Linked DNA regions of Mus musculus: regions 2 and 3 are each linked to region 1. Evidence: chromatin loops called from intact Hi-C (ENCODE). Cell type or tissue: heart. All regions are shown on one strand. Each heading gives the region's core, and the rest is flanking DNA. Links, peaks and the distances in the headings are about the cores only.

Region 1 (10,094 bases), core at 1,635-6,634:
TATATGACTCTTAGCGTGAGTCTTTCTACAAAAACTATAACTCTCCAGTTAGAAACTTGGGTTTGTCTAGAAGTTGCTATAATTCTGACAGTCTTTTATCTGCCTATAAACAAGTGTGCCTTTTTGCCTCTTTTTTTCTGCCCTGCATCTTTCTTTGACTTCTGAACTCCTAGAAATTCAAAATGCCTTTAGAGTATCCTGAAGGCAAAGAGGACCTTTAGCCCTTCGCTGGAAAGAATGAGGAAGGAGAAGAAGAAAATCCTTAGTCAGGTCTTACATAAAGAAAAGGATAAGCGGTCTCCACGGGTTGAGGTGGGGGTCGGGGTGGGGGCAGGTGGATCACAGTTCTTCTACAAAAGTGCAGCCTTTGCTCTCAGCTGTTGCCTAAGTCTCTCCCTGTTCCCCTCTCCTTTCCCCATTCTCCGCCCTCCCCCCAAGACACCGCACATATTTGGCAAGATTAAGGTGTCACCTCTCATATTACAAGGCCTGTTGATTGCAGGCAGAGACAGACCCTCCTGCACCCTTGAGTTGGAAACAATGCACTCTTCCTGACGTCGCCCAGGTCTGGCAAAGGGAGGCGGCCAGCTAGTGCACCGCATCTGCAGAACAAATCGAAGTCTCGAACTCTGCTGCCTTTTCTTCTGACTGTTCATATTTAAGCTTGCCCCTCGTAGACCCCTCCTCCCTCCAGACCGCCAGTGACCGGGGAGCAGCCGGCGGCGGTGCAGCCCACACGTGTATTTAACCCGTTCCTTCCTTCCCAGAGAATCAAGCACCTCTTTGGTTGCAGTCTGTAGAGCCCCGGGACCAGGAGCTTGAGAAATGAGCCCCTAGAACTCCACTGGCAGAGAGACTGGCGGGAAGGGAGGGGGAAAGCAGGGGTGGGGGGAGGCAAGTGCGGGAAGTGGGGGAGGGCAGGGGCGGGCCAGAAGACCGCGAGAAAACCAGAACCTCACAGAGCACGCCCAAGCCAAACCTCCAAAGTGCTGTGTGGCAGGGTGAAGGGGAAAACTCTGCAGCCTGATCGGATCCGGAGGAAGAAGAAGATATTTTGGCAGGAGGGAAGTCCTTCAAAGGGATCGTTGGAGGTGACGTCCTTGGTGGGCCTCTGTGGGTGCTGCAGGCCATTTTCGATGTGGCAGCCCCCGTCAGCCAGGATAATGATGAGGCAGGTACAATCTATCTAGTATGCAGCCCCCGACTCTCCATCCTCTCTGGCCTCCTTTCGCCCCGCAGCTTCTCTCAGCCTTAACCGGTGGGTGCAATTCTGGCACTCCTGGGTGTGGACCAAACCTATGCATCTCCAAGGAATTTCCAGGTTTTGAACCTGGAACCTTGCTAAAGTACATTGCGAGTTGCTTATCAGACTTTATTAGGAGGCAAGGAAGAGGTGGACTATCAAATCGCCTCTCCTGCTGTGTGTGAGTCAAATGTCCTGACAGGAGGCAACTTGGAGAGTGGCAGAGGTGGGGGCGGGGGGAGGGGGCACTTGGACTTGAGTTCCACCTTGCAAGAATGGGGGAGGGAATGAAGGAGCAATGGTGTACTACTTTCTGGTTCTCCGGTTCCCCTTACCACTAGGATTCCCCCCTCCCCCTTCATTTCTCTTGGACCGCAGTTGAGCAAAATCTAGATGCTCTGACCACTGTAAAATCTGAGAGAATCAGCTCGGATCAAGTGTGTGTGTGTGTGGGGGGGGAATCTAATGAATAGCTAAAATAATCTACAAATAAGACCCTTGCCTCCACCCTGAGATCTTTTCCTCGAATGAATCTAGCGGTTGTGCAAGAGAGCGTCGCTACTTTCGGGGAGTCAGGAAGGGGTGCCTTGCTTGCCCTTTCTTCTGGGCAAATTGTTTTTGTACAAAGCGGCGAGTGCTGGGCAAATGCTCAGCTCCAGGGTCGGCTCCTACCTTGAAAGAAAGGGGTGGAGAAGTTAGGGAGTGTGTAGAACGTGGGGCTTTGGCTCATACCTCTCCTTTTCTTTCACGCACACTCTGCGCACACGCAAACCACCCCTTCCTCGGTTGCTTAGCACTCCCACCCTCACCGTACCTCAGCAACTTAACCTCCCTAGACAGCTTGAACTAACTGTGCCTTGTGAGCTGCCCCCAGGACTGAGGAGTTCGAGGGCAGGCAAGCAACTGTTCATGCGCAGATTCCTGTTGTTGTGAGGGCCTGGGGGGGCTGGGGGGGGGCTTAATAGGGGGTGGAGAGAGATCCAAAGACAGAAGGGTCTGAGGTTTGGAGACAGAGTTTAAGGTTGAGGTTCAAGCTTTCCTGAGCCAAGGGGCAAGAAAGGCCTTCATCTGCCTAGTTAGAAAGAAAGAAAGAAAGAAAGAAAGAAAGAAAGAAAGAAAGGAAGGAAGCCTTAAAAGAAAAAGTTCAAGAATAAGACAGATCGAAGATATTTACGTGTAAAATATAATGATAAATCAAACGTTTTTTGTTGGCTCCTTCTCCCCATCTCTAAAAGGGAAGGTCAAAAGAGGGGATAATGAAGAGTAGGCTATTTTGAGAGGGCTTATTTGTTGTTTGTTCGTTCGTTTGTTTTCCTTTGAAGTGGACTAGGAGAAATGACTAGGTCTTCCCATTGGTCTCGAGAGCAAACTCCAAAATGCCAGGGAGCGGGCCTGCAAGTCACTGCGGGCGGGGCTAGGGGGCTTGGCGCGGAAGGGGTTAAGGCGCTGAGCGCGGAGCCATCTGGCCGGGTTGGCTGGTTATAACCGCTCAGATTATGTTCACGGGACTCAGAGTTGAAGGCTCCTCTCCTTACCCAGCAGCTCCGCGCACCGCCCCGCGAGATAGCCCGGCGCAACTTTCTTCCCTCTTTCTTTCTTCCCCTCGTTTTTTCCCACCGCTGGGTAGTGGCTGCGGCAGGGGTGGGCGAGACTGAATGACCGAACTCGAGTCCACCTTTCTCTTCATGTCGACGTCCCTGGAAATAGTCACACGGATGCCATGGTTACTTCTGCCACGGTAAGGGGACGTGGCGGGCACGTTGGGTGGGCAGGTCCCGGAGGGGGTGGGGGAATCGCGTGGGGGAGATTTTCTTGGGGATCCGCGTGGGGGGCCCCAATTCTGCACCCAGCCCCACCCCCATCGCGCAACACGCTAACTTTTCGGTTCTTGTGCCTTCCCCAAAGTTTGAGCTCGAATCTGCCCAGGCCTAGGCGCAATTACCACCACCCTCCTTCCACATGCATGCACACTTGTGCGCGCGTGGATATGGCTCTCCTCCTCCTCCTCCTCCTCCTCCTCCTCCTCTTTTCTCTAGTCCCCTGGCTGCTCAAGAAACCGCCCTCAGTCTGGGAAAGTGATCAGGTTTAACAAACCTGCATTGGGAAGGGAAGGAGGTGGAGGCGAGGGAAAATGGGGACCACGAAAAGGCAAGAAAGGGATTCTGGACATCACCATCCTACTCCACCTCATGCATACACACCTCCGACCCTCCTATCTGGTTCCCCCAGAAGACTCCCGCGCATCCTATAATAAAAGCGGGTAGCAGACAAAAATGGGGCTTGGAAGAGACCAGGATCCCGGCTTGTGCCCTGCACCCCGCTGGCCACCGGGCAACGTTCATCAGCTCCAACACACAGCCCGGCAGGGCGTGGGCTGGGGGAGGGGCTGCAAAGCTCAGGACCCGCACCGTCACTTCTCAGGTTGGGGGGAGTTGGGACTTAAGCCCAACAGTGCGTATCTGCGTTGTTGTCCCACATAAAGCTTTTTCTCTGAGAGGGTCCCTAGCTCTGGGCTACTCTGGCCAGCGCCAACCCAATGGCTTCCCACCCTGGGTCTTCGCGCAGATGTTGGAGCTAGCGCTCAGCCTGTGGGTCTGGGACCCGGCCATGGAACGGTGGGTACCGGGGTGGGGCCATCGGTAGGGATTTGGTGCCAGTTTCTCGGAGTCCTTTTTAGGGTTCCCACCCCCGCCCCAAGAGGTAGTATGGGAAGGGTCCAGAACATCAGAGACCCTCAGAGTTAGGTCGGAGTTAAAAGAACACATAGCAAACTGGACTGTTTCCTGCTGCCACCAAGGCGCTCTGCACAGTGGTGGATACTTCTAATGAAATTTGGCACTCTTGAAGGTGTGGAATGGGAGGGCTGGGGAGGACTTTTTTCCTTGTCGCTTTCGGGAGTGAGTGGGTGTGCATCCAAGAGGCGCTACTGCTTTGCGCAATTTTGGCGTTCTTCCGCGGCGTTCAGATGCACCTTCCTGGGACTCCAGCACCGAATGGTGTGGACACAGTTGATTAGAGAGGTCGCAGGCGGGAACTGGAATCGAGGCTCCCGTATTCCAGGTCTGGGAAGCACCCACCGGATTGACCCCGACCTCTGGCGGCCGGCGGGTAGCAGGTTGAGAGTCTGAGTGGCGGCTGCTCTAGGACGCGGTCCCAGCCAGAGCAGGCGGCTTGCTAGCTAGTGAGCTGGAGCCCCTGAGCCGGGACTTGTTTATGAGTGTGAAGAGGTTGGGGGCGGGGACCTGCTGGGGGAGGGGAAGGGAGACTGTAAGGGTGGGTGTTACTCGCAGAGTCTGAGGCTGGAAGTTCTGTGGGTTTAAGGAGTGTGTTGACAAACCTGCTTTTCAGTAAAGTGATGTCTTTCCACTACAAACCAGCGGCCGAGGAAATATGTAAGGACACTTCCCTAAACGTTAGTTGTACCGGGGAGCTTTACAGTCGGTTCTGTTTTCTAAATAGCCCGAACTCTGCCAGTTTAGCCCGTCTCCCCTGATCCTGGCGTGTCGCTCAAAGAAATTTGAGAGATGGAATCTAGAAGATATAAACCCAACTAACTGTGACTCAGAATCAAGCAGACCCGAGTGTAGCGTTAGGGGATAGTGGAGAGAGAAAAAGAGAGCTGCAGGCAGCTGTATATAAGGATAGAAGAAAGTTTTCCCGGCGTTCCCCTCTGGGAGAGCAAATAGGATTGTCCTTCGGTGTGGGCTATGTCGAAGAGGGCCTTAAGAAGACTGGATCTGTAGGAATCCGGTCTGATTTCCCAAGAAGGGAACCTGGTCCTTGGGTGGCCAGAGACCTATTGGGAGGGCTTTCTCGCGTCTCAGTGAGAGGGGCGTTGGGGCAGGAGGGTAGACCTGGGGGTGGAGCTTTCTCCAGCTTCCTCCAGCCTGGCTGGCCCGGGAGGGGTGAGGAGCTTGCGTGTTGGGCATCTGTGTGCATAGCAGGAGATGAGAGCTTGTGGGAACATAGGTGTAGCTAATGAGAAATCTGTGTCTGGGAAGGGTGTCAGAGCTGGAGAAGTGCAGTGTGCTGAAGACAGATGGCTTGTGCGTGCCTGCACAGACACATGGGCTGGGTGTGGTGTGGGAGGGCGGCTGGGCTGCGTGTGTGTGTGTGTGTGTGTGTGTGTGTGTGTGTGTGTGTGTGTGTGAAGGTGGACATGTGTGGGGGCTGGGTGCCTGAAGATGACCAAAGGGATGTAAGGGGGAGATTATCTGAGGAGAGCAGACTGTTAACTCCCTCCTTAGGCTTGGACAGCCCTAGGGTTTGACTGGAAGAGCACTGGGGCACATGGAAGATAAAGAAGTATGGGCTCCGGCATTCATGTAGAGAATAGTGCACGGAAGCAAGGATGGCTTTGCCTCTCCACCTTCCAGTGAAGGGACCTGGAAGGCTTAGAATGAGGGTTACACATTCATGGGGAAAGTTCCTCTGTGTGTTGGAACAGGGTCCAGTGACAGGAAGTGCAGCCTGCACAAGACTCTTGAGTAAAGAAATCCTTTTGCACGCCAAGTGGTAAGGATGCACATTGCACAATACTGTATAACGGGCTCTCTCATTTAGTAGATGGACACGTTACCACCAGTTATTGTTGATTATTATTTTTTAAAAATTAATGGGACATCTCCTGGATGCTCAGCTCGTTGTTGGGTGCTGAGGCATGGCACGCTGCCTTGGAAAAATTCCTTCTCCATGCTCAGCTGACTGTTACAGCGTTGCCAGGAATAGAGAGGGCAGCATCTGTGGAGTTTTCTTCTGGATCATGGGAGCCAAAGGGAAGCTGACTTGAAATATATCTGTAGTTTTGTAAAAGGGGGTGATGAGAGGTTAAGGGTGATGGATACCTCTGTGGATGGGAAGGGAGCTGGAGGGTGCTGCTGCTGCTAGCATGGAGTATATGCTAGGCTGGGAATAGTATATGTGGGTGTGAGGTGGGGGATGGGGAGGAACTGGATCCATTTCAGGATGGAGTGAGTGATGTCCTTTTTCTAGCCCATGTGAATCTTGAAACATGGACCTGGGGAAAGGTACAGTGATGTTCATGAAAGGCTAGGCTGGCAGTGCTTGCTTGGCTTTGAGGCTCTCTGCTCTGTGGATCTAAAGCTAAGCTGAGTATGTGCTAATGCTTTTCTCTATGGGCTTGCTGGAGGCTAACAGCAAGCATGAGAAAACTCACCAACTGGATGGAGAGATGCACATAACATGATGAACCCTGTGAAGGAGTATGCTGTGTGGTTTTGTAGGGATTCTGAGGGTTTGGGGAAGGGAGAAGTTTGGTCTTGGATGCTTAGACCTGTGCCTTAAGAGAACAAAAGGTATGCATAAAAGAAGATCTGTGGGTTTCCGGAGTGAGCGGCAGAAGGAGCTCACTGGGTTCACTTGGGTGTGAAGTAACTAGGCCAAAGCAGGAGGAAGATTACTTTAGGGGTAAACGCATCGCATCGTTCACCTGGGCCAGCTGACAAGGAACCCCTTCCTGACCATGCGAGGGCATCTGGGTGGGACACTATTAGGCTAGTGACAGTTTTAATGCATGAGATTGAAACTGTATGATTTTGAAGTTCTCCTTCAGTGTTTCGAGGAAGTTCATTTCTCTGAGAAACAGCTGATGTTAGACACAGCTCCAGCCCCTATTTTTTGAGAGCACAACAGTGAGGTAGACTCACAGCTGGAAGCGCCTGCATTTAGTCCTCTACTTCGGAACAATGGTTTTCTGATGTCTGGGACTCTCCCTGCCCCTCTCTACGGAGTGCATGTTGATGAGGGCTGTGTAAGAAGGAAAATGTATTCCTCTTTACCTGGCAGAGCTCAAAGGGACCACTTATAAAAGCTGTGGTCTAAAGAGATTCGATCCACTTGGACTCAGGTGCGGGTATCTGTCTGTCACTGGGAAAATGGGATCTTTGTCTCTTCTGGATAACATCACATCTCCGATGCTTACCCATCACATAAACAAACAAACAAATTATATCGTTTTCCCACGGCTTGCCTGAGTTTACTACCTGTCCATAAACTGGAGGCTGGTAAAGTTAGATTTTAGTTCCGGGAAGTCTGATATGTCTCTGGATTACTCAGGAAGAAAGGCAATACAAGAATCCGTTATTAATTTTCAGACACATTTTGTTTTAGCATCCGTTTTGCAAACTACAATGCCAAAACAAATGTGACTTTGAAAACACAGAGCATGGTAATTGTTCTTGGCAACACCATCGTTTGTGTAAGAGGGAAGCAAAGTCCAGCCACCCTGTGTTACTGTCAAGGTCTGTGTTTTCCTAGATGATAAGTCCTTGGCAGGCCCCGGTCTGCCTGAAGAGAACCCTGGGGCTTGGAACCGTGAAATGCTGCATGCCCACTGCAGCAAGTGGGCACAGCCACTTTCCACCAAGACAGGGATAAAGGCTCAGAGGCACTGAAACATCCCAGTCCTCCCTGAAGTTAGCACACACTGTCAACTCCTGGCTCCCAGTCAAGGCTCCCATCCTGGAGTTCAGTGGCCATAAATAGTCAGGAGCTAAGTTATTTCCATGAGGCACTAAACCAATTCTTTTGCTTTTTTTGGCGAGATTGGGCCAATTAAGTTGATTGGAAGAGGTCACTGCTGATGGGTCTCTCATTCCCCAAGCAGGACAGGCTAGGAGAGTTTAATTACATAACATTTCCCATCCCTGCCTTTGCATTCCCAGACGGATCGGATCAGATGTTCAGGCCTTTCCTCTTCCCCTCCACTCAGGATGCCTAATTGAGCAAGCCATTCTGCTGCAGGCTGCAGACCTTTTCCTGAGCCATTCCAAGGCTCCCACCCTAAGCAGAGGAGCTGCAAATCCAGGTGCTGGCTGGAAGTGAGAGAAGGGGTTTGGGGGTGACATAGAAGATCCTTTAAACCCACCACTGTTTCAAGACCTCAGCAGCTGCTGTTCTACTCATTAGTGCTGCAGGCAGTTTTTGACATTGGGAATACTGAACTAATGGCTATTGGACAGAGTTTTATGTAAGACTGACTTTGTTGGAAAAGGACCAAATCTTTTACTGGAGAAAAGCCCATGTGGGGTTGCTGATAAGGCCAGTGGATACATTTTGTTCATGGGCCAGCACCTGCTTATGAGATCACAGTGTGTGCGTGCATGTGTGTGTGTGTGTGTGTGTGTGTGTGTGTGTGCGCGCGCGCGCGCACGCGCGTTGGAAGACACACTAATGCAGGAGCTATCCTGGAAGGGCAGAAAATGTTTGTAGAGCTTATGCTACTGGTGGACACATATGTGGGCACTGGCTCTGATTTCACTGTCATCAAATTTATTTACTATGGAAAAAAGAAGCAGTTTTCTTTCAGATCATTTGCATATGGGGATTATTAGCTTTGAAGTGTGGGGCCAATGTAAATACTACCTCATCCTTGCCCTGGAAATTTCTAAAGATCAAGAAGCCAGGACAGAAACAACAACAACAACAACAAAGAAAGAAAGAACAAAAAAAACAAAGAAAAAAAATATATATATAAAATCAAAATATTAAGAAATATGTACATATTCTTTAAGAATTCTCACTTTCAAACTGTGAACACACATGTAGGTAGTCCAAGAGATTTTGACAGTTTTCTGCGAAGCGAGCTCTAATGTTACCTACACATACTAAGGAGATATATATAGTTATTTTTATTTGACCAGGCTGCACTTGCTATTTGTTCATTTCCTTATCTGCCAGAGTGCTCCTCTGACCATATTGATTAGGAACTACTGAGGTCTCTAGAACTCTGGGCCTCCTCCCATGATAGACTTGTGGTTTGCTCTGTTATGATTGCTCATTATCTGGCAACATCACCAAAGAAGACATCTGAACAAGTGGTTTTCAAATGAAGCAAAGAACTAAGTAGCTTACTGGCCTCAAAGGACCCTATTCATTACAAGGTGGTCTTAAACAACATGAGGCAGCAGGTGGCCTGCTGACATGGATATGGGGATCAAGCTTTTAACTGAGCTCTGTCACTAATTAGCTGTTGCTATGCAACCCTGAATATTCTCTCCAGGCTGTGATTTCCCTGACTGTAAGGGAAGGGCTTGAATTAGTAGAAGACCTCAGGCCTCAAAGCCACCATCCCAGCTCCACCACCCTAAGATTCGACATTAATCCTGGCCTATTTAATCTTTGCTAATATGCCTTACTTGGAGCGTGCCTTGGCACATTCTAAGGAGCTCCTGTTTTTATCTTTGGAGAAAGCCAGAAAGGCATGCAAAGAATTTACCAGAACATTTTGTTTTGTCCAAGAATGCTCAAGATGTTGGCTTGGTCTATGCAGTATGCAGTCTACAGAGCAGATTGTAGTTGCATTTGGCTTTCTGGTAGACCTGGTGCCACTCATTCAACATCGTCCTCTCAAATACCTTTCACTGCCGACATTTCTAATAAAAGATGAGCGCCCACCTAAGACAATGATAGTATATGAGCAGTTAGTGGTTGCCGGGCATTGTGACAAATATTGCATGACAGTATCTCAGTCTCCCCAGATAACCCCATAGATAACTAGGGGTACGGAGCTGATGTGAAGCTAAAGGACAGGTCCTCAGTTGCACAGCAGAATGCTGATATACTTGCCTTCCTGAAGCCAACAGCGCTCCAATGTCCACCGGATTGTGTTTTCTGTGTTCTATGATATCATCCAGATGGAAGCTGGTCCCATAGTCCCCAGGGGTGAAGTTTGTCACCCCACAGGATAGCCTGCTCCACCGGAAGCTTCCTTTTCTTGTGCAAGACAAATGTTTAGGGTTTCTAGCCACCTGCTGGCAAGCATGTGTCAGATCTGTCATAACTCCCATTCCCCCTCACACCCACATTTACTTCCCGTACTGTTGACAAGGGA
Region 2 (10,094 bases), core at 2,671-7,670, 370 kb before region 1:
CATACCCCATCATTCTACTTTGTCATTTTACCCATAATGTTGTTTTTACCCACAAAATTGATGTGGCTTGTTTGGTAATGGATAATTTAGTAATGTATAACCTGAGCTGAGGGTCAGAGCAAACCTAATTTACTCTTTGCCCTATTTGGTCATCTAAACGGCGCTTACATTTATCAACTCCCTAGTCACTGTGGAATTGATAAATAATAATAATAGCTATTGTTAGATATGACCTTTGCTTCTGTCCCTCAGTTTTCCCTTTCTCCTGAAAGAGTAACTGCTTTCTTCTTAGTTCAGCTGCAATCAATGTGTCTTCATTACAATTTACAGCATAGAGCTTGCATGATGTATAATTCTGTAAGAAGCCAGAAGTTAGCAAAGCATGGCCTGGTTCAAGTTCCATCTTCAGTGTACTCTCTCTCTCTCTCTCTCTCTCTCTCTCTCTCTTTCTCTCTTTCTCTCTCTCTCCTCACCCCTCTTATTTACCTATATACATATTTACCTGTATATTAATATGTTATAGCTAGGTAGATAGATAGATAGATAGATAGATAGATGATAGATAAATGGAAGATGATCAGTAATGCATAGTTGAAACCAAATGTAGGTGCTCACATACACCTGAAGCATAAAGACAATGGCATATTTTAGAGGAAGTGATGGAAAGTGAGGGGAGGGATCAAATCAAGCATGGGAGAGATGAAATAGAGGTACAGAAACACAGTTGCTTCAACAGAGACACAAGACGTGTACCTAAGTGTGGAGGAAAGCCCTGGGCTAGGGAGATCGTAAAAACATGGCCTGTTTGCTCTTCATGAACTGGCTTTTGTCTACCTGGCTGGCCAGTCTCTCAGAACCCTTCCTCCGTCTGCTCTGTCATGGCTGGTCTCTCAGAACCCTTCCTCAGTCTGCTCTGTCATGGCCGGTCTCTCAGAACCCTTCCTCAGTCTGCTCTGTCATGGCCGGTCTCTCAGAACCCTTCCTCAGTCTGCTCTGTCATGGCCGGTCTCTCAGAACCCTTCCTCGGTCTGCTCTGTCATGGCCGGTCTCTCAGAACCCTTCCTCGGTCTGCTCTGTCATGGCCGGTCTCTCAGAACCCTTCCTCGGTCTGCTCTGTCATGGCCGGTCTCTCAGAACCCTTCCTCGGTCTGCTCTGTCATGGCCGGTCTCTCAGAACCCTTCCTCGGTCTGCTCTGTCATGGCCGGTCTCTCAGAACCCTTCCTCGGTCTGCTCTGTCATGGCCGGTCTCTCAGAACCCTTCCTCGGTCTGCTCTGTCATGGCCGGTCTCTCAGAACCCTTCCTCGGTCTGCTCTGTCATGGCCGGTCTCTCAGAACCCTTCCTCGGTCTGCTCTGTCATGGCCGGTCTCTCAGAACCCTTCCTCAGTCGGCTCTGTCAGTTCCATTAACTTCTTTTCTGGTCTTTAAGTCAGGCCTGGGATTTTCTTTCTGGAGTCTGAAGTCCTAGCCTTCCTTCCATCTAAAGAGTCCTCTTCTGCTCACTACCTCAGGGAAGCCTCTTTAGGTTCCAAAAGGAGCACGGGACGCACTGTTCTCACAGCGCCCTATGTTCTGTGAGGAACCTCTCCAAGTTGGAATTAAACAAAGCGATGTAAAATTAGGCACCAGTGCGTTTGCCTTTCTTGAGGTGTTACACTAAAGGGTTGCAAAGGAGGTTTGCCCTGGTTGTTAATACATTACCTACACCCTGGAGAAATAGCTTGCAGGTAGTAGATAATTAATTAATAAATAGTTACTTACTATTAATTAATATTTATAATATAATAAAAACATAATATTTATAATAATAAATAATTTTAAAAAATAAATAGTTTTCACTTAGCCATCTCATGTAGACTAGGTTAGCCTTGAACTGTCTGTGTAGCTAAGGGTGGCCTTTTAAATTCTTACTCTTCCAACCTCTACCTCTCAAGTACTGGAACTGCAGGTACGTGCTATCATGTCTGACTTAGTAAGTGTTTTTGTAAGAGAAAGCCTTGCTATGTAGCCCAAGTTACCCTTGAACTTTCAATCATGCATCCTTTACCTTCCAAGTGCCAGAATTAATGAATGGTGTGCCCTCCTGTTCTTGGTTCTCAATGAATAATGGATCAACCAAGTTGGCATTTAGTATGCTTTCTCCTCTGAATTTCACTGTCCCTTCTCCTGTAGCTTCAGGTTCCCTTCATTTAAATGTTGTTCTTATAACTTCTCCTCTGTTTGGTTCTGCACTCTTGCCAAGGCTTCCTATGGTCTTAGAGGATCGGTCTTATGAATCCACCCTGCTTTCTTCCCCTCTGTACATTTTATTCTGGGAAAATAATGAGGTGCTGCAAATAATTCCTTGAGAGTCATCCTTTGGACCTAATCTGAATGAGGTTGCTATTCAAGGGGGTGACTTCCAGGCAGGTACATCAGTACCACATCAGCACCACCCAGGAGCTTTGTCTAAAGTTGCAGTCTAAGACCCACAGCACCTCAGAGACTGCTCTGCTGTGAAGGCATCCTTTTTCCTACAGATCCGTAAGTGGAAAGAAAAGCACACTCACTCACTGCAGTCGTGTGACGTGGACTTGGGAGTGGTGTTGATGGACAACAGCTGGGAATCCACATTCTGCCGGACAGTCTTGAGACCACGGTGCTGGGCTGTCACTTGTGAAGGGAGATGCGAGAATCTCTTAGGCAGGAAGAGTCAGGCTGCAATGCCAGTCTTGCTCTTGTCAGGTTGCAGTGCAGAGGCCAGATCTTAAGGATCCTGCTGGGGCTGTCAGCTAACTCCCCTTTCAGTCAGCTAAAAACAAAGGTCTTTCATGATGGGGGGAGGTCTCAGCAGCTTGCCTGTGTGGCTGCCACATGTGACACCTGAAGGCAACTCAGCAGGAAATCTGGGGGAGTGTCTAAGTGTGTAAGAAACAAAATTAGAATGAAGGAGGCCTGACTAATGTGCTTATGTTCTATCTTCTTATTCTGCCAGGAATAGTCTTCTCAAAGGTCCCAGCTCCTGAGAACTCTCCCCCCTAGGGAGCTCAAGGGTGGCCCACCTGAATCAATATCCATCTTCCTTCGTATGCACAAGATGTATCATTCCATGATAAGATATAAGGCAACACATCTCTAACCTCACCCACCATGATCCCAGCATGGAGCCACCTAACTCACTGCAGGTTTTAGGCAGTAGTGGAAAACTTGCCTAGTATGTATCAGGTCCTAGGTTAGATCCTCAACTCCTTAGTAAATGAAGAATTAATAAACCATGGCACTGTGGAGTGGCGAGTGCAATGTCGTAACGCTGGCTGCTGACACCCCCTCATGTCACCTGTCACATCCACACTCAATCCTCATCCTTGCATCTCTGCTAACACCATTTACATGAAGTCACATGCAGCCAAATGTCTGCACACACCCACTTCCCAGCAACCTTCTTGTACAAATCCACTAATGAAGTCACATCCTCTGCATTTCCAGAGGCAACGCAAGTTTGTGTGGCCTTTGCTGTTTCAACAAACTTTGCCTCAAGTTTCCAAAGCACCTGTATTTGTAGACTCATTCACAGACAATAGGTGGTGACATCCCTGGAGTAGAATCTCAAACAATATGCAGGAAAAGAAAATAGACAATATAATCAGACACTCTGAATTACAGCAACTTTCCAGCAATGTAAAAACAAAAAACATCTGGAGGAAGCTGTATCTAGAATTGGCTGACAGACCTTGAAAAATCCTCCCCTTGGCTTTTGGAGACCACAACAGCCTCAGAGACTAAAGACAAGGGCAGAGTGTAGAGAGGGACCCTGGCATCCCAGCCTAGAACCCAATCTTTATCTTACTCATTCTTCTGCCTCCTGCAATGGAAGAAGGGCCTCAGGCCAGATGTGGGGAGGGGAGAAAGAAGCGAGCTCCCTAAACCCAGCAACTTGGGTTTGAATTGCAGCGTTGATACTTTCTAGTTCTGTGGCCTCCATATACAATGTAGTCAAGTTCTGTGGCCTCCATATACAATGTAGTCAATCTATCTGTGCCTGAGTTTCTTTGTATGTTGAAGGTAGTCCTAGTACTTACAAAGTAAGCTGATGCAAAAACACACAAGTCCAGAATGATCTGGACATACTAGCAATAAATAAGTCCCTCTGCCTCCTCTTTACACAGGTTTCTATGCAGTCGCTAGCTTAGAGCTTTCCCGTGCACAATTATTCTCCACCAGGATTTATTCTCTTTTCTCACTGTGCATTTTACAAAAAGAGGATTAGGTGAGGAGGCTGGAGGGATGGCGAAGAATGCAGAGGCAGGAGACCAGACAGCTTCTCTCTCAGTTGAGACTCCTCCTGGCTCCATACTAGCAGATCAAATCACCAATGTCTGGATGATGAAAAGCAGGCTTAAGGGGGTGCTGTGAGGTCTCAGTCTCATACCTTCCAATGGATCTGTAGATAGACTGGAAGAGTTCCAGAGTACACACACACACACACACACACACACACACACACACACACACACACAGCTCGCTGCTCCCCTGCAGTGTCATTTTTCCCAAAGAGAGAGGCTGTTAATCTATAAAGCATTGGTTTTGCAACCTGTGGTTCACAATCCTTTTGGCAAACCTCTATTTCCAATAATATTTACATTACACTTCAGTAACAAATTCCATTTATGTTATGATAACAATAGTAAAATCACAGTTATGAAGTAGCAACAAAAATAAATTTACCGTTGTGGGGTTCACCACAACATGAGGAACAGTGTTAAAGGTTGCAGCAGCATTAGCAAGGTTGAGAAGCACTGCTCTAAAAGAAAAACACCCAGAGCACTCTCTTCTCCACTCACTGGAACTCAGCTACAAGCCTTCCCCTTGCATCTAAAGCAGTTCCCACCCCCTGGAGTCCCCTTTCCGCTTTCTGTGCATTCCCAGGTGATCTGAGATCCTGAAGCTATTCTCATCCTGTTGCCCTGGGAGTTTTCAGCGCTCCTGGTACAACCTGTTCCTCGCTCCTCAGGCTCTTTTCCTCCTCCCCTTCCTGTCCTTGCTGCTGGGGCCCCAGCTGAACCCTCCAGAGAGACACTCTCTGACTCCGTCCCCAGAGGAGAAACAGGAGGGGGAGGAGGAGAGGAGGGAGCCACAGAGGGCGGAGGCCGGGGAGCTCAGCCAGAGAGGGGCTGCTGGAGGTTGCATCTGCTGGAAGGAGGTTTTTCTGCTGCCTGGTAACCAGCTGCCAGAACACTGAGAGGGAGAGAGAGAGGCAGGGAGCAGGGGCAGCAGCTTCTTGACGTCAGGACCAGCCAAGGGGATCCAGCCAGCTACCCCAGCCAGCCTAGAGCCAGCGGGGGCCCTCGGCTGAAGAGGAAACCGCGAGGCGCGGAGCGTGAGTTGGGGTGTGGGAACCGGTTGTCTGGGGGCGCAGCATGCCCCTTGCCCCCGGGCCATGGAGATCTCCCTGGTGCCCATGGAGAACGGCAGTGCCATGACCCTCAGAGGAGGAGGGGAGGCAGGGGCAAGCTGTGTGCAGAGCCCCAGGGGAGAGTGTGGGTGCCCTCCGACGGCTGGACTCAATAATCAGTCCAAAGAAACATCACCGAGGAGGCGCGCCACACACGAGGATGCGGGCCAGGGTGGGAGGCCTTTGCCCCCTATGCCTCAGGAGCTGCCACAGCCTAGAAGGCCATCTGCTGAGGATGAGGAGGGAGAAGGCGACCCTGGCCTGGGCACAGTGGAGGAGGACCAGGCTCCTCAGGACTCAGGATCACTCCATCACCAGCGGGTCCTCATAAACATCTCGGGTTTGCGCTTTGAGACGCAGCTGGGCACCCTGGCGCAGTTTCCCAACACCCTCCTGGGGGACCCAGTCAAACGCCTGCGCTACTTCGATCCCTTGAGAAATGAGTACTTCTTCGACCGCAACCGGCCTAGCTTCGATGGCATTTTGTACTACTACCAGTCTGGGGGCCGCCTGCGCAGGCCGGTCAATGTCTCCCTGGATGTGTTTGCAGATGAGATCCGCTTTTACCAGCTGGGGGACGAGGCCATGGAGCGCTTCCGGGAGGATGAAGGCTTCATCAAGGAAGAGGAGAAGCCCCTGCCCCGCAATGAGTTCCAGCGCCAGGTGTGGCTTATCTTCGAATACCCAGAAAGCTCTGGGTCAGCAAGAGCCATTGCCATCGTGTCGGTCTTGGTCATTCTCATCTCTATCATCACCTTCTGCTTGGAGACTCTGCCTGAGTTCAGGGATGAACGGGAGCTGTTACGCCACCCCCCAGTGCCGCCGCAGCCCCCAGCCCCTGCCCCAGGGGCAAATGGCAGTGGCTCTGGTGTCCTTTCCTCTGGCCCCACAGTGGCTCCGCTCCTGCCTAGGACACTGGCTGACCCATTCTTCATCGTGGAGACCACATGTGTGATCTGGTTCACTTTTGAGCTGCTTGTGCGTTTCTTTGCTTGCCCCAGCAAGGCAGAATTCTCTCGGAATATTATGAACATCATTGATATTGTGGCCATCTTCCCCTACTTTATCACCCTGGGCACCGAGCTGGCAGAGCAACAACCAGGGGGTGGTGGTCAGAATGGGCAGCAGGCCATGTCCCTAGCCATCCTCAGGGTGATCCGCCTGGTCCGGGTGTTCCGAATCTTCAAGCTCTCCCGCCACTCCAAGGGACTGCAGATCCTGGGTAAGACCTTACAGGCGTCCATGCGGGAGCTCGGGCTGCTCATCTTCTTCCTCTTCATCGGAGTCATCCTCTTCTCCAGCGCTGTCTACTTCGCAGAGGCAGACAATCAGGGGTCGCACTTCTCCAGTATCCCGGATGCATTCTGGTGGGCAGTAGTCACTATGACCACTGTAGGCTACGGGGACATGAGGCCCATCACTGTAGGGGGCAAGATTGTGGGCTCACTGTGCGCCATAGCTGGGGTCCTCACCATTGCTCTGCCTGTGCCCGTCATCGTCTCCAATTTTAATTACTTCTATCATCGGGAGACAGACCACGAGGAGCAGGCTGCCCTGAAGGAAGAGCAAGGCATCCAGAGGCGGGAGTCTGGGCTGGACACAGGAGGTCAACGGAAGGTCAGCTGCAGCAAGGCCTCCTTCTGCAAGACTGGGGGACCCCTGGAGAGTACTGACAGTATCAGAAGGGGTAGCTGTCCTCTAGAAAAGTGTCACCTAAAGGCCAAGAGCAACGTGGACCTGCGAAGGTCTCTGTATGCCCTCTGTCTGGACACTAGCCGGGAAACAGATTTGTAAAGAGAGATCAAGGCAGACTTGCAACAGCAGAGCTGGGAACCGGTTCCTCTTGAGCTTGCTTATCTGCTTTACACCATAGAGTATTTAAGCCCACCTGGTCACCCATCAAAGTCCGGATCCTGTCTTTCCCCGTTTACCCTTCCCACCCTCCTGCCCTCTAACTTCCCCATCCCCCCCCCTTTCCATAACACCAAGGGTCACCTATTTTTAAAAAGTATCGCATTCCATGACGCAGGAGCCGTTGAAGTGGTGAGCATTCACTGTAAGATGGATGTATTCATAGCCAGTTTTCTATACCCAGCAGAGGGATAACTCAAACAAAATTGACTTTAAATAGCTCAGATCCCAAGAGAGTCCATAGCCCTCTCTATTCCTGTGTTCCAAATTTACTTTACACGTGATTATATTTGTATATGGCAAATATTATTCTTATGGCTGACGAGTGCATTTTGTACAGCAGTGCACATGAAGAATATTTGGGTGTGTTCTTAAGATGTACTTTGAATTATGAAGTCTTGGGGGGGGTCATCATTTCCTGGGACAACCCAGGGGCAGAGACACTAAAGAAGTTGTTCAAGTTTGTGTTCCCAAGCCTCCCATTATTCTGGGATGTACTATTGGTGCTTTGTGTCTAAGGTAGAGAATGTTCTAGAAGAGCAGCAAACCTGCTTTTTTTTTTATTCCCCTTAAACATATCCTGTGACTTTCTTCACAGAAGCATTTTAAGGATGTTGGAAGAAGGCTTTTGAGAATTCATTCTTTTCATTTTGATAGCAGGAAATAAAATGTGACTCTGTCGGGCAAGTGTTAGTTTGTCTACTGCTGAGGGTGTGACATGTTAATCAGTGAAGTCTGCCACTTGCTGTCTGGTATGAGCGCTGTCAGTGCAAATGCTCTGACAGGGTTAGAAAACTCAGGGAGCCCAGCATCCCCCTACCCCCCATCATTTACTTATTTGTTCATTCATTCATTCATTCATTCATTTGCATCCTGATCACAGCCCCCTTCTCCTCCCAGCCCTGCCCTCACAAATCCTTCCTCCCATTATCCCCTCTTCTTTTCCTGGAAAGGGGACTGCCTTCTCAGCCAATCTCAGCAAGACTAAGTGCAATCCTCTCCCACTGAGGTCTAACCAGGCAGCCCAGCTAGGAGAAGGGGATCCCAAGGGAGGCAACCAAGTCAGAGACAGTCTCTGCTCGACTCTTAGGGGACTCACATGAATGCCAAGCTAAGCTGCACATCTGCTGCAAGTGTGTAGGGCACCTAGTTCCAGTGTCTGCATGCTCCTTGGTTGGGGAGTCAGTCTCTGTGATCCCATGGACACAGGTTAGTCCAGCATCCTCTTTTTAATAGATCTCACTGAGCTTAAACAGAGGTTCCCAACCTCTAGGGGGAGACCCCTTTGGGGGTTCATATATCAGATATCCTGCATATCAGATATGTACATTGTGATTAATAACCATAGCAAAATTACAGTTGTGAAGTAGAAACAAAATGATTCTATGGTTGGGGGTCACTACAACATGAAGAACTGTATTAAAGGGTCGAAGCATTAGGAAGGCTGAAAACCACTGGCTTAGAAAGATGATAGATGGATTGTTTGTGTCTAGGCTGTGTGTGATGTGGGCCTATTACTGTCAACACAGACTCTAGATTTGAGGCTAAGGGAAAAGGGTGATGAGCCCCGCCCTGCAGCTGTCCTCTTATAGTCCCAGGCTCTGGGTTTCTCAAGGTTGTCTCCTTTACTGTAAGTCCCAAGTCCTTCTTGTTAATTGCTCAAGGGAGCTCAAAGAAGCAAGCCTGATGCTCACAGACAAGCCCTTTCAGAGGATCACAGTCTGATGAAGGTCACTCAGGGAGAGTTCCTGGCTGTTCACCACAGGAGCCATGTCTTCATGGCGGGGAGTATGGAAAGGTTTCATTGTTCCAGTTAAAGGACAAACTGTGGGTTCGCTCTCATAATCGTTCAACTCAGAATGAATCTCTTTGTTTCTCTTTCAACTGGGTGGCTTGTGGGATAATCCCACAGCAATTTCTCTCTGGGTTCCTGAGCTGTCTGAATTCTTGCTATTGCTTTTTCTAGTGAATGCAGCAGGCTGGTTGTTCTGCAGCCTCACCAGGGAAGGTACCACTGGTCCATTCCCACTTCAAGATGACCCGGGGGATTTGTGGCTGGGTCTCCCTATTTAATCCACCAAGTTTAAGTCTGAGGATTGTGGATTTAAATAAGATAGCATAGAATAAACCAGTGTCTGAATACCCATAGTCATTTCTACTCAAGGACTCTTTTCATAATAGCAGATCTACTAGGGAGACAGTAGGACCAGGCAGCCTGGCTCTGCTGGTTTTCAGTGCACACTAAAGCTTAGGGAGTATGCATAAGAGATCCTATTGGTTTACAATTTGCAGTATGCTGAAAAGCAAGGCATCTGCCAGAGACCTGCTTCATGGAGTCACCTCTGCACCTTGAAAGCTAGTGTTTTTTGATTTGGCACTGGCCTGGGAATTGGATCTGAGAGGTAACCCCTAGGGCTCAGCCTTCCCTGCAAAGCAAAACAGATAGGCAGGATTAGCTGTGGCAGACAGAGCTGCCCTCAGGACTTAGATTCATCCAAGGGCTTGATAAGCTATTGGCCCATTTATAACGGACTTCATCTTTAGAGTCTTCAGGGAATGGGCACACTGTTCCATGCATGCTTAGGGACTGAGTAGAGGAACTGAGAAAGCAAGACTGATGTTTTTGCATGTGTGGAGGGTGACATGTTAGCTCAGGGCTATAAAAGAGATCAAGATTATTTAATGAGGCTTCCCAGTCTCTGTGTTCACCCTCTTATCCCACACAGCAATGACAGGGGACCAGCCACTAAGA
Region 3 (10,094 bases), core at 2,018-7,017, 57 kb after region 1:
CTCACTTGGATGAACGATTGGTTTTCTCCCTGTGCACATATCGCAGCATTGCTGTGTGAGTGGGTGAGAACAGACTCATAAAATCATCAAACAGACATCTCCTCTGCTTCTGCCTCCTAGATTGTAAAAGTGTTCGAATGAGTGATGGTGACCACAGTGAGCGCAAGGGGAGACACTCGCCAAATGAAAAGAGATGCCAAGCCACGTAAATCGTAGTTATGGCTTCCATGGTCTTCGGGTGGCAGAGGGTATGAGATCTAAGACAACCACAACATCTCAATGCGCCATGTCTCATCCCCAAGGAAGGAGGCTGGCTTTGTGGTAAGGGGTTCTGTGAGGGACTGACTATGCTTGGTACAAGCCAGCTCACCAAGCATACAGGAGGAAGCCTGCCATCTTACCACATTCTCTTCAGCCAAGTCTTCTCCAGGCCAAACCAGGATGGTTTCTTGATCCTAGCCTTTCTTCTGCCACCACGATTAAGGCAGAAATCAAAATGGCCATTGCCAAGCTAGCTGTGGTCTTGGTTTGGAAGAGAAGAGAGGCCTATGTATTGAAGAGAAGCCTTGTGAATTCCCTTAAGCAGCTTCTTTCTTCTTGGGACCTGTGATTCGTCATTTGAGGGGTAGACAAGATGGATACTTTAGCATCGTCTTCATTATTATTCATCTCATTGTTATTCATTGTAATTATAATTCCTTGTAATTATCACAGAGCAACTTCTCAGCAGCCACCCCACTCGTGAAGGCATTCCTTCTCATTACCTAGCACTTGCCCATAACTAGGGGATTAACATTAGCCCAATGCAGACACTAGGCATAGACTTCAAATAAAAATGTCAGTGTGAGAAAGTTATTTTCTGAGGCAAAAGTTAGTCTCCAGTGCCCACTTTCTCTCAGCTTGTTGGTGTGTAGCATCTTTCCTCATATGTGTTTGCCCTTGGAAAATGGAATTACCCCCAGACACAGAAAATCATCTTCTTCCAAATGAACATGGAACAGTAAATTAAATGATTTGAAAAAGCTTGAGCAGTGATGGGAACGTATCTTAGTTTGCGGAGTACTTGCCTAGCTTGCGTGAAGCCTTGAGAATGAAGGCCACCACAACAGGACGTACATAACCCAAGTGTGGTACCACACACCTGTAATCCTGACACTTGAGAGCTGGAGGCAGAGAGCTTATCCTTGGTACTGTGATGGGTTTAACGTTACTCTCTCAGAGAGGGAGAGAGAGAGACAGTGTGGAAGGGAGGAAGGAAGGAAGGAAGGAAGGAAGGAGGGAAGGAATGAAGGAAGGAAGGAAGGGAGGGAGGGAGGGAGGGAGGGAGGGAGGGAGGGAGGGAGGGAGGGAGGGAGGGGAGAAGGAAGGAAGGAAGGGAGGGAGGGAGGGAGGGAGGGAGGGAGGGAGGGAGGGAGGGAGGGAGGGAGGGAGGGAGAGGGAGGCAGAGAGAGAAAGAGAGTAGCTTAATTATAAGTCATCCATCCTTATCAAGGGGGCGGGTACCATATACATGTGTGTGCACAGTCCTGTGACTGCAACAAGTCTGTTCAAAGTGTCAGTAGGAGTGACTGTCTAAACCAGAACCAGACTTCCTAGGCAAGCCCATTGTGACCATGAGCTGAGTGGACTCATTTTCTCTATAATTTCTCTTTAGTCCACCCTCTGACTGTGGAATGAGCGATGTAGAGAATAAAGTAAACTGGAGCTTCCTGGGCCTCCTATGAGCCTACCAGGCATCCTTTAGATCTTCTGCCAAGATGAGGCTAAGCCAGAGTGTTCCTGGCCCGGTGTAAGCACGCTACCTTCCTGTTCAGTGCTACAGTGCACATTGTTTTGACATGTGCCATACCTTCCATCACACACTGCCTGGGGGCCTGAGGAAGGTGCACATTTGACAATGAGGAATTCCCAAGCATCTGTGCACAGAGAACTCCTGGTTTCCCTCCTTCTCCTCCACGTGGTTAGCTTTCCTGGGGGGGTCAGAGACCAACGAATAGTGCAGAGTCCACAAAGGGGTTCTGTTTCTCATGGCCTGTTCCTGGGACAGATCAATTTGGTACTTTGGGAGATGGGTTAGCTTTCTGGGGGGGGGGGTGTCTCTGATTTGTTTTCTTTCAGTCCAGCATGTGACATCTAGCTCCACTTGGCTGTGATCTCTGTTGTCACTGGGAATTGAGCGAATCATGAACCTAGAGGTTCTTGCTTGTCCCATTTCAGACCTTGTACCTTGTTCCCAGAAATAATCAACCCTGCCAACCAGTTTCCAAATCCTGAATTTGAGATGTTGAGGCTTCTTGCGTTGCTTTTGTTTTGTTTGTTCATTTGTTTGTTTAAATCAAAGTCTAGTTACATCCCTCAGGCTGGCCTCAAACCCTTCCTCCCCCTACCTTGGTCTTCAGAGTACTGGGATTGTAGGAGTGAGCCACCATACCCAGCGACTGTAAGGTTTTCCAGGAAGCACCCATGCAGAACCTGATCTTAAAGAACAGGCTAAGAATCCACCTCCCCGGCCCCGGCCAGCCTGCGCTCACTTGCTGATGCTGACCTGCTTAGCTCTCAGGGGTCCCCAGAAGTGTTCCCACCAAATGCAGGCAGAGAGTGTACAGTAATTCTCATTTTGATTGCAGACACACCTCTGGGTTTTCCATGAACATCTAAAGCATCCCTTCGCTTCTTCTTGGGCTAGTCTCTTGGCTCTTTTTCATCACAGCTCTCTTCCTTACCTTCTTCATTTCTCTTGTTAAGTTTTTATTTTTGCATCCCACTGCCATGCTGTGACAACTAAACAACATCAGATATCAGAGTGTGCTACACTAACAGTGAGGGGCACCATTTCATTATAGACAGTGAGGAGTGGCATTTCATTATACCTTCTCTAGGAGATAAATTGTTTTTGAAAGACATATAAGAATGTAAGGTGACCATCCCAAATAATTTCCTACTTTCTCCCCATTGGGTAATCTTATACTTCTTTAAATCAGTAATAATTATACAACCTCACTACTAACAGGCCTTTAAATTATCTGAGTGGTGGGGCAAGGGGTAGGACATTCAACTGTGTTAAGCTGGCAGAGATACATTTCCTTTTTGTAGACTGTAAGGCAGGGAGTGTGAAAGTGACCAGCTCCCTTGAAGAGCTGTGCTGAGAGGGAGTCAGGACAGCACCAGTGAAGAGCAACATGGGAAAGCTGAAGGTACTGTGGAAACTCCCCCAGCCCCATGGATGTGAGTTTATCACTCATCTGCTCTTACACCAGTTTCAAGTTCCCTTCCATCACCTTCTGCAAGCAATGCCCTCCCTTGTCGGCTCTGGATTCGTCTTCCTTCCAGAGAGCTGGCTTGTGTGTTTTGTTTGAATTCAGATGTCCTGTTCCCAGGTTGCCAACCCCCATAGATACTGGGGTCTAAATTGATCACCAGCATCTTCGGGGCCTTCCCTTTGGGTGTCAGCTGTGCATTTGAGTTACTCTGACCCTCTTTCCTCATCCCTGCTTCCAGTTCCTTTGGAAGATTAACAGATAACTTCCTCTGGAGGCTTCATCAGCCTCCCACTCTGGCCAACCTCCCAGCCTTGTCAGAGGTCAGAACATCTTTGTGTGACTCTGTAGATTCGTTCTGAAGCCTCAGGACCTGTGACCAGAACAAAGCCAGGGTGGATCAATCTGCAGTCAAGAGCTGGGGAACAAGCTGAGCTGGCCTTTTATAGGGTCCCTAATTTAGTATTTCCACCACATTCCTTTTCTCTTTGTCACTTAGCTTTAAATCTGTCACTTTGCCAAATCATCATGTTAAGCAAAAGAAGCCAGACCTGGAAAGACAAATATCACATGGCTTCTCTCATATCGAAGAGATCTCCAAGCAGAAGGGCTGACTACTTGGAAATGGACAAGAAAGGGTAGTGAGAGGTGGGGATGCTCAGAATACGTTGTGTTGGTGGATGAGAATGTCATAATGAAACCCATCAACTTGTGCAATGACTGATGGATGCGAGTTCAAAACAAAACAAAACAAAAACAAACAGAAAAAGAACTTTCAATGAATGTTCAACAAGAGTGATTGGCAGACATGAATCAGAAGTCACCTCCTGGGTAGGGAAACTTGACCTCGGCAAGTGCCAGCACAGATGCAGGCTGCTATGGTCTCCAGTGCACTACCACCTTGTGTCCCCACTCCCTTTTCCGTTTCAGACACTTGCTGAATAGCCAGCAACCCTCTGTGTGTGTGTGTGTTGTAAACTGAGCCAAAAAGGAGGAATCAGAAATTGCTCTCTTTTGAGTATTTTGAGGGATGGTGAAACCTTGTTAGGAATGTTGCTCCAGGGACTGAGAAAACACCATATGTGGGAAAGCATTGCTAAGTGAGGAAAAGAGCATGTGCCTGCTGGTTGGGATCTTGGAAGAGCATAAGCAGGGGACTGGGCACTGGGGAGAGGGTAGGAAGGGGTTTTTACTGAGGTCTTTAACAGGTCTTTTTCTAATTATAGCCCAGAAGAGCCTGGGGACTATGGCTGCTTTAGAGCCAAGGCCTCTATTTTCTTTGGGAAAAGAAGGCAGAGTTGATTGGCTTCCAATTCAGGCTTGGCAGAAGCCCATGCGGGATTTCAGGCCAGTAAGCCGTGCCTTGGGTAGGTCTTGATTGGTGTCAGTGCCCATTCAGTCAGCAGACATTGCAACTCTGCAGTGTGTGGAGCCATAGGCTGGGCTCGTAGGGTGTGTGGGTTAGAAAGACAGGGTTCTCCACTGTGGAAGAGGCTACCTACCACTCATAAGAACAGTGGGGCAGTTGCTGAAGCTGCTGACTAAAGTAGCTGATGCATTAGCAAAGTCCCCATGAGCAAAAGTTGTGCCTGTTGTGCTTGGCCTAGAATGAGCTGACACTGCCTTCCTGTTTCCAGGCCCCACCCCAGGGAAACAGTCCCCCAGGGGAAAACCCTAACCCAAGAGACACAGTAGGAAGTGAAGGGACCGCTGACCTAAAAGGAACCAGAGATCCCACTCTGCCTTTTCTCATGGCCGGCATAAGCACAACCTCACTCTCTGACTTCCCACAATTGCTTCCCTAATCTCCCATTCCTGCACATCCGAGGCCTGCTGCTCCTTCTCTCCTACAAGCAGCACGGCTGCTCTGAGCTCCAAGCATGGGTGAGCAACGGCAACCGGAACAGCCATGCTGGTCCAGACTGCTGGGAGCCAGATGTAGCAAGAGGAATTTTCCAGATGCTTGGTTCTCTGTGCGTGCATACAGCAGGAGCAAGCGCAGCCCACAGGTTGCCATAGACAACTCAAGTTCATATCCAACTACCATTTCTAGTACACTCGCTGCCTGTCTGACTGTGTCCTTTTAGTTACCTGCTCATGAAGAAGCCTTGTTGAGCTCAAGAACCAAATGTCCTCTGTTCTCCCCTGCAGTCCACTTAGGCCCTAGTTTCCTGATCTGTAAAAATGACGTATCTAGAGTCCTTTGCAGCCTCAATTTCGTGTGTTTGGGGAAATTCTTGTCCCATTATTATTGGGCTTGCTTTCTCCAAAAAGGAAGGGAGGGAGGGAGAATAAATATACCAAACGGTGTCTAGAGGATGCTTGCTAGGATCTGAGAGAGCCTTGCAAACAGTTGAGAAACACTTAGCAGTCAGCACGTGACATACTCTCATGAGTCACTCCACACTAGATTGATGGTAAGCAAGAGTCAAGATGAGGGGATGGGTGAGATCCATGCTCACCTCCACTGCTCTATGAAGGATGCAGGACCTACTAGAGCAGCCATTTGGAGGACAGGCTGAGAGAACACAAAGGAAGCATGCTTGCTGGTACTGAGGGTAATTGGAGCGCATCAGAGTGAGGCCGGCTTGTGAAGGCAGCAGCGAGGAATGAGAACAATGTCAGCAGAAGTGACCATGAAAACGGAAAGGACTTACCCGTGAGTCACAGAGCTTGCTCCGGCAGCAGGACAATAGTGAATCAGATTGGAGTATGGGATGTGGGAGCCCAATACAACTGTGATCGGAAGTCAGGGTGAGAGGATGAAGACACCCATCACCTCTCCCTGTTAGGTTCTCTGTGTAAAATAGCTATAGGCTATACCTGGAGTTTCGCTCAAAGGTCCATGCAGGAAAGGTTCAGTCCTGGCTCAGCGGGGGCTGAAAGCTTGTGAGAGATCTTTCTGTCACCTGGGGTATTGCTCTCTCCTCCTTTCCACTGCCTCCCCCTACCAGACCCCACATTTTTTTTTCTCCAGACCATGATTGATTTTTTTTCACTTAAGCACAGTTTTTCTGCCATATCACCAGAACCAAAGCAACAAGACCAATTCATGATGAACGGAAACCTCAAAAGCTATGAGCCCAAGAACACCTTCACCTTTTCTTAATAAACCAACGCTCTTCGGTATTCGTTACAGTAACTGAAAGCTGACCAGCGCAAGGGAAGGCATGAGGCTAGATGTGCTTTTTATTTTTATTTTTTATAAGATTTGCTTTTCTTTTTATTTGCATGAGGGTATATGCACATGCTACATGTGTGCCGGTGCCCATGGAGATCAGCAGAGGCTGTTAGATCCCCTAGAATTAGAGCTACCTATAGTTGTAAACTACCCAACAAGGGTCCTCTAACATAACAGCAAGGACACTCAGCTGCAGAGTCAGCTTTCCAGCCTTTGATGGAAGCTTTTTAGCACTAACCTTTGTTTCAAAATTCAGGCTCCCACCACAAAGATTTTTTTTTATCCCAAGTCCACTGTACCATCCAATATCCATCTTGTCCAACCATCCTCCTAATCACCTTGCCAACCTCTATATGGCCTCTTACTTCATCTGGAACCCCGCCCACACATCCATCATCCCTGATTTGTCGCCCTGTAAACAGTATCCTTGTGTGTTCATACTTATAGGGTCCAGGCTTTGGGACAATCTGAAAAATTGTTTTTATTTTTATTTTTTGGAAAGACTTCTAGTTTCAAATGATTTTATTGCAGCTGGCCTGGGGTAGGGGTAGGGGCTCAAGCTCCTTGTATGTCCTTTATTTTGTGTTCCTTAAGTTTTGTTTTGTTAGTCTTAGAAGATTGTCGGAAATGTCACTTTCCTGCAGAATGGGAGGGAGATTACCCTGTGGGAACCATTTTCCTGGGATAACGCAATTCCTGGAGCAGTCTCTAGGGTAGGCAGCCATGGTAGAACCCTTCCCTTAGCTTTGACCTTGAAGGAGTCTGTTACCCTGAGAGTAGTTCTCAGGAAAGGAAGATGGTCCTCTTATCACAGAGGCAGGTCAGGAGCCAGCGGGAAGATGTTAATGCCTGGGACACTGTTAGCCTTTGGGGATGAGAGAGCAAGCCATATTTCAGAGGAGATGGGGAGAGAGGCAGTGTGGCAATCTCCAGGGACGGGCTCCTCAATGAAGGTTCTGAATCAGGACTTCTTTTCTACAGCCTGCATAACCTTTGTTTGTTCCCTTTGTATTCCCCCTGGATTCTATAACATCTTTCTGAAAATACCAACACCGAACCAAGGGAAAGGGTTTTATTTTCCATGTTAAAACAGGACTCTGAAGAGAAAATGCCCATGGGGCCATTGAGGTGGCAGCAGCGGTGATGAAAGACTGAATGCTCTGGGGTTGGGGGGAGGGGATTGCCAGGTCAGGGTCACCAGCACAGCTATCTTTCCACCGGAGAGTCTCCCTCCTGGGCTAACCTTCCGGAAACACAAACACCTTGGCCCTAGTGCAGGCGAGCTGAGTGGGGAAGATTTCCAGATCCCACTGCAATTCCTCCAGGACTCGCCAGGAGCCCTGTGCTCAGGTTCTGTTATGGTAACAGAAGAATGGTGCGGTGGGTTAAAGTGCCACGTCAAACGGGAGATGGTGGAGTCAGACGGAGGACTGTGAAAAGCAATAGGTATAATGGAAACTGAAAATCCCTAAGAGGAAAAAGAGAACATCCCAACCCTCGCTACCCAGAGCAGGTGGGGCCATCGTCTGGGCTGAGTCTTGCTGCATCTCTGTCTTCTGCAAGGATTGCAAGGAGTTGGTGGCTCCTCTGAGGGGTGTCCTGGTGACAGGTGTCTTTCTGGGAGTCGGGCAGAGAACCTTGAGACTTAGGCCCTCTCAGCAGGTGCCTAGTGGTCTTGTGTTTGCTTACAAGGGTAGCAGGGCCAGGAAGGAGCTTCTCTTTGATGCTGTACTTTAAAATCAGCAACAGACCCGGTTCGCAGCCCTTGTATGTCCCTCTGGATGAGACTGATACCATTACATGTCTGGAGGAAGTTAAGAGGCTCTGAGCCGATCCAGAGATACATTGATGCAGTCCTCACAGTTGTCTCAGTAGAGTGGACCAAGTAGCTTCCCGAGCTCCAGGGATGTTTAAAGACATCATCCCTGCACAGCAGGAGGCTGAGGAAACAATGCAGACATCTTTTGTAAAAATACAATTAGTGTTGTCAGTCTAGGAAGCAAGCAATCAGAAGACCAGTGCTGCATTCCCCAGGGTTTCTCAGGGGCTGGGCGAGGAAACCCCGCCCCTTCTAAATAACAGGGAGGAGTTTCGGTGCTTTGTTAGACTGGTGGTACCCTCTCCTCACTCTCAGATTGTCAGCCTCGGTGGCTGATGCCAGAATGACAGGGGCTCTTCCGGCCAGCTGTTAACACCTGTGTTTCCTTTTTTCAGATCTTACAGGTGAACAAGGTGATGTCCATCTTGTTTTATGTGATATTTCTTGCTTATCTCCGTGGCATCCAAGGCAACAGCATGGATCAAAGGAGTTTGCCGGAAGACTCTCTCAATTCCCTCATCATCAAGCTGATCCAGGCGGATATCTTGAAAAACAAGCTTTCCAAACAGATGGTGGATGTTAAGGAAAATTACCAGAGCACCCTGCCCAAAGCAGAGGCACCCAGGGAACCAGAGCAGGGAGAGGCCACCAGGTCAGAGTTCCAGCCAATGATTGCAACGGACACAGAGCTACTACGGCAACAGAGACGCTACAATTCGCCCCGGGTCCTGCTGAGTGACAGCACCCCTTTGGAGCCCCCTCCCTTATACCTAATGGAGGATTATGTGGGCAACCCGGTGGTAGCCAATAGAACCTCACCACGGAGGAAACGCTATGCAGAACATAAGAGTCACCGAGGAGAGTACTCAGTGTGTGACAGTGAGAGCCTGTGGGTGACCGACAAGTCCTCAGCCATTGACATTCGGGGACACCAGGTCACAGTGCTGGGGGAGATCAAAACCGGTAACTCTCCTGTGAAACAATATTTTTATGAAACGAGATGTAAAGAAGCCAGGCCGGTCAAAAACGGTTGCAGGGGGATTGATGACAAACACTGGAACTCTCAGTGCAAAACTTCGCAAACCTATGTCCGAGCACTGACTTCAGAAAACAACAAACTCGTAGGCTGGCGCTGGATACGAATAGACACTTCCTGTGTGTGTGCCTTGTCGAGAAAAATTGGAAGAACATGAATTGGCATCTGTCCCCACATATAAATTATTACTTTAAATTATATGATATGCATGTAGCATATAAATGTTTATATTGTTTTTATATATTATAAGTTGACCTTTATTTATTAAACTTCAGCAACCCTTACAGTATATAAGCTTTTTTCTCAATAAAATTCGTGTGCTTGCCTTCCCTCAGGCCTTTCCCATCTGTTAACCTTGTTTTGTGATTGGGCTCTCGGGAACCCTTCTGTAAAACCTGTGTACACCAGTATTTGGCATTCAGTATTGTCAAGGCCATGACTGTGGTTTCAGTAAACTTTCTTAAAATCGGATGATGTCAGAGTTGTGTATAAACAGAGTTCTCCCCCACCCCCACCCCCGTATATTCCACATTGGATGAATGAATTAAAGGAATCACTATGCCCCCACCCTCACCCCCATTAAAAACTGCACCTTGTAGTGTGAAGCTCGGCATTCACCTCTGGGCAGCAAGCTCACACCCAGGTCCTCCCTTGCTCTTCCCAGCCATAGGCTTGCCAATTAGAATTGTGGTTTGCGCCAATAATAACAGACCTGACAATTTTATTTCTCAGCACATTTGTTGTTTGGGGGTTGTGTAAGGCTTGGAGTTTTCTTTTTTCCTTTTGGCTTTGGTTTTGTTT

Evidence for each region. A loop is a pair of places that touch in the nucleus more often than their neighbours do. Peaks named below come from ENCODE experiments on the same cell type or tissue, not always from the same donor. Only the 100,000 strongest peaks of a DNase experiment are listed, where the experiment ranks them.
Region 2: it touches region 1 in a loop (8-fold over the local background); 2 of 42 quality-filtered maps call a loop at or near these places.
Region 3: it touches region 1 in a loop (4-fold over the local background); 6 of 42 quality-filtered maps call a loop at or near these places.

The regions. Positions count from the first base shown.
Region 1 is chr6:126,157,617-126,167,710 of GRCm38, reverse strand. Ntf3 (neurotrophin 3) reads left to right here and starts at 2,751. Exons shown (of 2, transcript NM_001164035.1): 1 at 2,751-2,981. The coding sequence starts at 2,964. In heart, for the core only: CTCF peaks have their summits at 4,342 (motif pointing left) and 5,760; DNase peaks (open chromatin) are centred at 2,770, 3,700, 4,390, 5,110 and 1 weaker place; H3K4me3 peaks cover 4,178 bases; H3K27ac peaks cover 3,936 bases; H3K27me3 peaks cover 1,585 bases.
Region 2 is chr6:126,530,486-126,540,579 of GRCm38, reverse strand. It overlaps Kcna5 (potassium voltage-gated channel, shaker-related subfamily, member 5), which reads left to right and starts at 5,025. Exons shown (of 1, transcript NM_145983.2): 1 at 5,025-8,029. The coding sequence starts at 5,417. The coding sequence ends at 7,225. In heart, for the core only: no CTCF peak of the experiment used is centred there; DNase peaks (open chromatin) are centred at 3,389, 4,969 and 5,939; H3K4me3 peaks cover 2,835 bases; H3K27ac peaks cover 3,193 bases; H3K27me3 peaks cover 1,404 bases.
Region 3 is chr6:126,101,082-126,111,175 of GRCm38, reverse strand. Ntf3 (neurotrophin 3) reads left to right here. Exons shown (of 2, transcript NM_001164035.1): 2 at 8,653-9,764. The coding sequence ends at 9,450. Among named protein-coding and RNA genes, the nearest start is that of Ntf3, 59 kb to the left of the region's middle. In heart, for the core only: no CTCF peak of the experiment used is centred there; DNase peaks (open chromatin) are centred at 3,605 and 4,925; H3K27ac peaks cover 977 bases.